Linked DNA regions of Homo sapiens: region 1 is linked to region 2. A link is a loop called in an ENCODE intact Hi-C map of the cell type or tissue named here. Cell type or tissue: PC-3. All regions are shown on one strand. Links, peaks and the distances in the headings refer to the core of each region. The heading gives the core; the rest is flanking DNA. Region 1 overlaps LOC127898557 (a long non-coding RNA gene). Region 2 has its middle 55 kb from the start of LINC03074.

Region 1 (2,922 bases), core at 112-2,611, 89 kb before region 2:
TGCTCCACAACGTTTTATGTGTTCCTCTTCTATTTTCTAGGTTCAATTTATTTCTAAATAAATACCTCTCTTCAGTAGTTCTTTCGGCGATGACCTATGAGTGATAAACTCTCTTTGCTTTGTTTTGCCCTCACTCTTGAGTGATGGTTTCTCTAGGTATACAATTCCTTGTTGACAATTATATTCCTGAATACCTTGAGGATAACATTCCACTGTATCTGGGCTCTATTTTTTCTGATGAAACATCAGTCCATTTATTGTTTTTTTTTGTTTGTTTGTTTTTAGATATCTGTCTTCCCTATCTTCTAAATTCTTAAAATTTCTGTATCATTTTTCATCTCTTTATTTTTCAATGCTGTAATTAATGGCAATGTCTTTAATTTTATAAACATGCATAATTTACTCAATTGTCTTCTTAACTGAACATTTATATTTGCTTGCTTTTTAAAATTAACTATTCATGCTGGGATTGGCATTGAGTATACATATACTTTTCCATACATTGCATATTAAGTTACATGCAATACAGAGTAATTAATTGAGTTAGGAGGAAGGGAAATTATTAATAGGAAAACAATAAAACAAAGTACAGGGTAAGCACAGAAAAATTAATTCTACTTTTTCCTTGAGGTAAGCTATGAAGCTAAGGTGCCTCAGGGGAGATGGAAACATGGTTTAAATATGTTTTACATTGTCCATAAAATAAAATTGAATGAATTACTCAGGAGAAGTGAACTTTTTTCCTAACACTATTATAGATGAAGAAGACACCCATGGCATGATACTGACATGCAATTCAGTCATGGTGATTCTAAGAGGAGTTGAAACAATGTGTTTCATATATACAACTTTCTGAGAGTCTGACTTCTTCTATGAGTAATGTTCTAAATATTTCCTACAGGGTCTTAATCTGCAGACTGTGAAACTTCTGGAATTGTCTGCCAAGTTTGTATGTTGCCTTTTGGGGTACAGAGATTTGAGGCTGTTGCTGTTAGTCCTGTCTGATTTTGTATAGGGATCCACTCCAGCCTGAGACCTGAGTTGGCTCAACTATCATATGGTGAAGCTTGTTTATGCTCTGTCTCTTTCTAGATCTGCACAGGAAGCACAAAGCTCTGGTTACCACTGGAAGCCGTCTTGCCCCCATAAACCAGCCTTAGGATGCCACTGATGCTGTATGGCAGAATGGAGTAACAGAGAGAAGTAAGTTGTTGATGACACCATTCACTGCTGATTGTACCATGTCTGGAATCTGCTCTACATCTAGATTTCAGTTATTTCCAGATATTTTAATCGAATGTAAGCCAATGTGAATCATGTTTTTATGACTTGCATCAGTAAGCATTGTAACTGATACAGAGATGCATAACTTGCCATTGAAGAATCTATGACTAAACGGATGTAGGAATCAGCTATAAAAATGGATGACAGACTGGGTGTGGTGGGTCATGCCTGTAATCTTAATGCTTTTGGAGGCTGAGGTGGGAGGATCACTTGAGCCCCGGAGTTCCAGATTATAGTGAATTACGATTGTGCCACTGTACTCCAGCCTGGACCACAGAGCAAGACTCTGTCTCAAAAAACAAAAAGAAAAGAAAGAAATAAAAAGGAAAAAAGAAAGAAATGGATGACAGGTCATAAGAGTTGTCACATACATAATGTTTTCTAAGCACTAGGCAGTGGTCTTCATATTCTATGTACATCAATTTATCATCATAAGAACTCAGTAAGATTGGTATTATCATCCCCGTCATTATCTCAGTATCATTTCCATTTACAGAAGTAGAAAGTGAGTCATGAAGGTTAAGTAACTTGGCTAAGTTCACTCAGCTGCTGAGCTCAAGCAGCCTGGCCCCAGAGCCTGGGTGCTTAACCACTATACTATACTGCCTCTCGGTGAAGTGCACGTACCTCCTACAGAGGTCACATGTCTTCCAACCTGGGGTTTTGGGTAAACATTGGACAACATAGAGGTCACGATTTTAATCCTTGGTAAGAACTTGGAGGACAGCTATTCTGAGTTGCCAAGGAGTTGGCAGATATACAACTTCAATAGTCAGTGGGGAAGGGAGGACAGCATACGGGTTAAGAGCAGGAATTGGTACTCATCCTGAGTTGAATCTAGCTTTGCTGCTTACCAGCATTGTGATCTAATCTGTGGGAGTTTTATTTTCTGCAGCTATAAGGTGGGGGATAGTAATCTCCAGCTTGCAAGGTTTTATAAGGTTTAAATAAAATGATTTCTACAGAGGATGGACTTCCTGCTGAGAGACCACAACTTAGAATGGATTGTCTCTAGCCTCGGTATGAGTGTGGGGAGGCCTGGTGGTGAGTCTCTGTATAGCTGGGTATCAAGGCACAGTGCCTGATTTGGAAAGTAGAATTAAAAGCAGATGCTGCTGGGTGTGGTGACTCACGCCTGTCATCCCTGCACTTTGGGAGGCCGAAGTGGGCAGATCATGAGGTCAGGAGGAGATCAAGACCATCCCGGCCAACATGGTGAAACCCCGTCTCTACTAAAAACACAAAAAATTAGCTGGGCGTGGTGATGTGCACCTGTAGTCCCAGCTACCTGGGAGGCTGAGGTGGAAGAATTGCTTGAACCTGGGAGGCGGAGGTTGCAGTGAGCTGAGATTGCACCACTGCACCCCAGCCTGGCGACAGAATGAGACTCTGTCTAAAAGAAAAAAAAAAAGTAGATGCTTTATTGGTATGAGACACCTAGAATAGGCAAATTCATACAGACACAAAGTAGAATAGGGGTTACCAGGGACTGGGGTAAGAGGGGAAAGGGAATTTGTGATTAATGGGTACAGTGTTTCTGTTTGGGGGGATGGATAGGGGTGATGGTTGCACAACAATGTGAATGTATTTAATGTCACCGAAGTATACACTTAAAAAATAAACTGACAAATTTTATGC
Region 2 (2,922 bases), core at 260-2,759:
TTTCCAAAGAAGAACATCATCTACCTTGTGCTCCTGTCATTTTAGCCACAGAGAGCAGAACAAACCATAAAAATCAAAGCTCCAGTCCCCCATAAGCTAAGACAAATGACTACATGCCTCAAAGTCACTCCAACCTTGAAACACAGCTTGGAAAAGTCTTCCTGTAGCATGGTAACAAGTCATCCAGACTCAAGTTGGTTATAACCCAGCGAGAACCTGCCCTCACAGATACAGGAACTGGGAATGAGAAAAGGGTTTTGCTTCAGCCTGGATCACGAGCTCCTTGGTTCTTTCCTCTCCCTGTCTTCCTCTTGGCTCACTTTGCAGAGATTTTCAGTCTATTTCAGCATCTCCTCATTAAAGTAAATAGTGCTTTCCCGAGAGCATATCTTTGATATTTCTGCAATTGTGCCATAGCCAGCTAATGTGTAATGCTGTAGTTTAATAGTCTATTAAAACACAGCACTGCACATTAAAATCTCTACTGTATCACTGCAGATCTACTTAACAAAGGCGAGGTCCCCAGAAAGCACTATTCACTTGCTGAGAGTTGCTGCAACAGAACAGGAGAAGTCTCTTATGGCGGAAGAATTTAAAGGGGAAACGGGATAGTGGAGAGGACCTCCCTGTACCTCCTCATCGCCAACTAGAGCAGCCCCTTTGCCCGTCTGAAAGGAGCAAAATCTGCTGGTGCTATGGATTGCATCTGAAAATTCTTGGAGTTTAATAACAAATCCCTGTAGATCAAATCTCATTACTCAGATCTTTATTTGGAAGCACTTCAGTTTCCTCTCTCTCCCTCTCAGAGAGAGACAGAGTTCAGGAAAGCAGCCCCTAGCCTGGAAAATGCACCACTGGCCCCTCCCTCTAGAACAATTGCCAGGGAGGAGGAGGAATTCTTCAAACAGCTGTAAATCCTCCCACCAACATCTTCCTCCTTTAGAAACTACAACACATCCCCACATCAAAGCCTCCCCTCAGCTGCCAAGAGAAAGAATCAATAGTGTAACAGAAAGGAAGCAACGTGAATGCAGGGTGTGTGGTGTAAACACCTCTACTGCAAATAACCCAAATATCACCTTAGAAACAGGAGAATAAAACTCCTGGTGCTGAGGCTTCTGATGGGCCCCGCAAGTGAGCAGTCAAAATACCAGTAGCAGCTTTGCCACAGAGTCAGGTCCAGGGAGAGAAGAATAGGGAAGACAGCAAGACAAGGATGGGACTTTGCAGGTGGGATGGTCAGAATCAAAGGCAAAGAAAAAGTAGGTGAGTCGAGAAATAAGGTACAAAAAGTAGAAGAGACACACCCATTGGAATGAGCATCAGAAGCTCTGGCAATGGTCATGCTGCCGTTCAGTCACTTTAGGATGGGTCTGGTCAGTAACCTGCACATCCTCATCCACTAGCGAATGCAGGCCCTCTCAGTTTCCCTCCAGTTCTAGTGATTCCATGAACTCCGAGTAAACCTACCTAGTGGTTGTGCGTGTGTGTAGGGGTACACATCTTTAGTCATCTTAGTTTTTAAACTCTTAATGTCACTTGATAATTGTTTAATTTGTTGAGTCACTACGATGCCTGCAGCGTTTCCGTGTCATAAAGTCAAAGCTTGCTGGAATTCATTGTGGACTTGTATTTTCCAAGCAAAGCCCTGAGTTATCTCAATTTAGTCATTTAAACTAGGAATTTAAATGACCAGTTTTAGGAGTATCTACTCCTGGCTTCCTGGATGATGAACACGTGGCCACCTTCTTCCGGAGACTATGAAGAAAGCAGCCGTGGCCTGGCCCCTCCTGACTCTCACACTGAGAATGCAGAAGCCCCAGTGCTTTTCTGCCCATGGAAGAGACAGAGGGTGTGGCCATGGTTGTTATTTTTAGTGGTTTTCTCTTCTAACCCTTCCCCAAAAATGCCAGTTGGGGCAGGGAGTAAGTACGTGGTTCTTTATCAATGTCCAACTCTTCTTGGATCTGTTCACATAACTGACATGCATTTTGTGAGCTAACTTCCCACCTGGCTCCCTCTTATCCTTCCAGTAGCTCACGTTCCCGATGTCACCATGTCCTCACCTACCGAACTTGAATTTAATCTAAATTGAAATTTTACTGTCATGACACATTTGGAGTTGCCTGGGATCCTATCTGGGGCAAAGTGGACACAAAACATGAATAAATGAACTGATAATTCCCTGGCCTTTCTCCCCTAGTTGTAGGTACAGGTGTGTCTAGGGGTGGGGAGGTAATGGAAGATGGGGAAAACAGAACTGCCTTGGTGACTTGGGGTAGAAATGGGGGTGAAGCTTTTACTTGACATTTAAGTGAAATGGGGTAACAGTGAAAAGAAGAAGTGTGAGGGCTTCAGCGTGTCTGAAAGCAGACTTGTATGAGGAGAAGCAAAGAACCACAGAGACAATGTGATTTCTGAAGTGACGGGTGATGTTTTTCTTTAGTTTTCAATTCAATATTGAGGCACCGAGTATCTAGTCAGGAAGACCCTGTCAGGGAAGGGCCAAATCTTTATTGAGTCCTCCATTGGGCCAGTGGCTGGCTTTCATATGCATTATCTCATTGAGTCCTTGCAATGACCCTTCCACAGGGATTGTTCAGATTTTATAGGTGGAGAAACTGAGGCAGAAATGGGGTTAAGTCAGGGGTCCCCAACCCCAGGGCCAGAGACTGGTAGCAGTCTGTGCCCTGTTAGGAACCACGCCACACAGAAGCAGGTGAGCAGTGGCAAGCCAGCATTACCACCTGAGCCCCACCTTCTGTCAGATCAGGGCTGGCATTAGATTCTCATAAGAGCACAAGCCCTATTGTGAACTGTGCATGGCGGGGATCTAGGTTGCACATTCCTTATGAGAATCTAATGCCTGATAATCTGAAGTGGAACAGTTTCATCCCCAAACTATCTCCCAATTCCTGCCTA

Evidence for each region. A loop is a pair of places that touch in the nucleus more often than their neighbours do. Peaks named below come from ENCODE experiments on the same cell type or tissue, not always from the same donor. Only the 100,000 strongest peaks of a DNase experiment are listed, where the experiment ranks them.
Region 1: it touches region 2 in a loop (6-fold over the local background); 1 of 110 quality-filtered maps calls a loop at or near these places.

What each region holds. Positions count from the first base shown.
Region 1 is chr4:151,920,672-151,923,593 of GRCh38, forward strand. LOC127898557 (a long non-coding RNA gene) reads left to right here. Exons shown (of 4, transcript NR_183042.1): 3 at 1,093-1,203. LOC127898556 (a long non-coding RNA gene) reads left to right here. Exons shown (of 4, transcript NR_183041.1): 3 at 1,093-1,203. Among named protein-coding and RNA genes, the nearest start is that of LINC03074, 34 kb to the right of the region's middle. In PC-3, for the core only: no CTCF peak of the experiment used is centred there; a DNase peak (open chromatin) is centred at 1,360; H3K27ac peaks cover 2,335 bases.
Region 2 is chr4:152,009,930-152,012,851 of GRCh38, forward strand. No RefSeq gene overlaps it. Among named protein-coding and RNA genes, the nearest start is that of LINC03074, 55 kb to the left of the region's middle. In PC-3, for the core only: no CTCF peak of the experiment used is centred there; a DNase peak (open chromatin) is centred at 1,662; H3K4me3 peaks cover 613 bases; H3K27ac peaks cover 2,500 bases.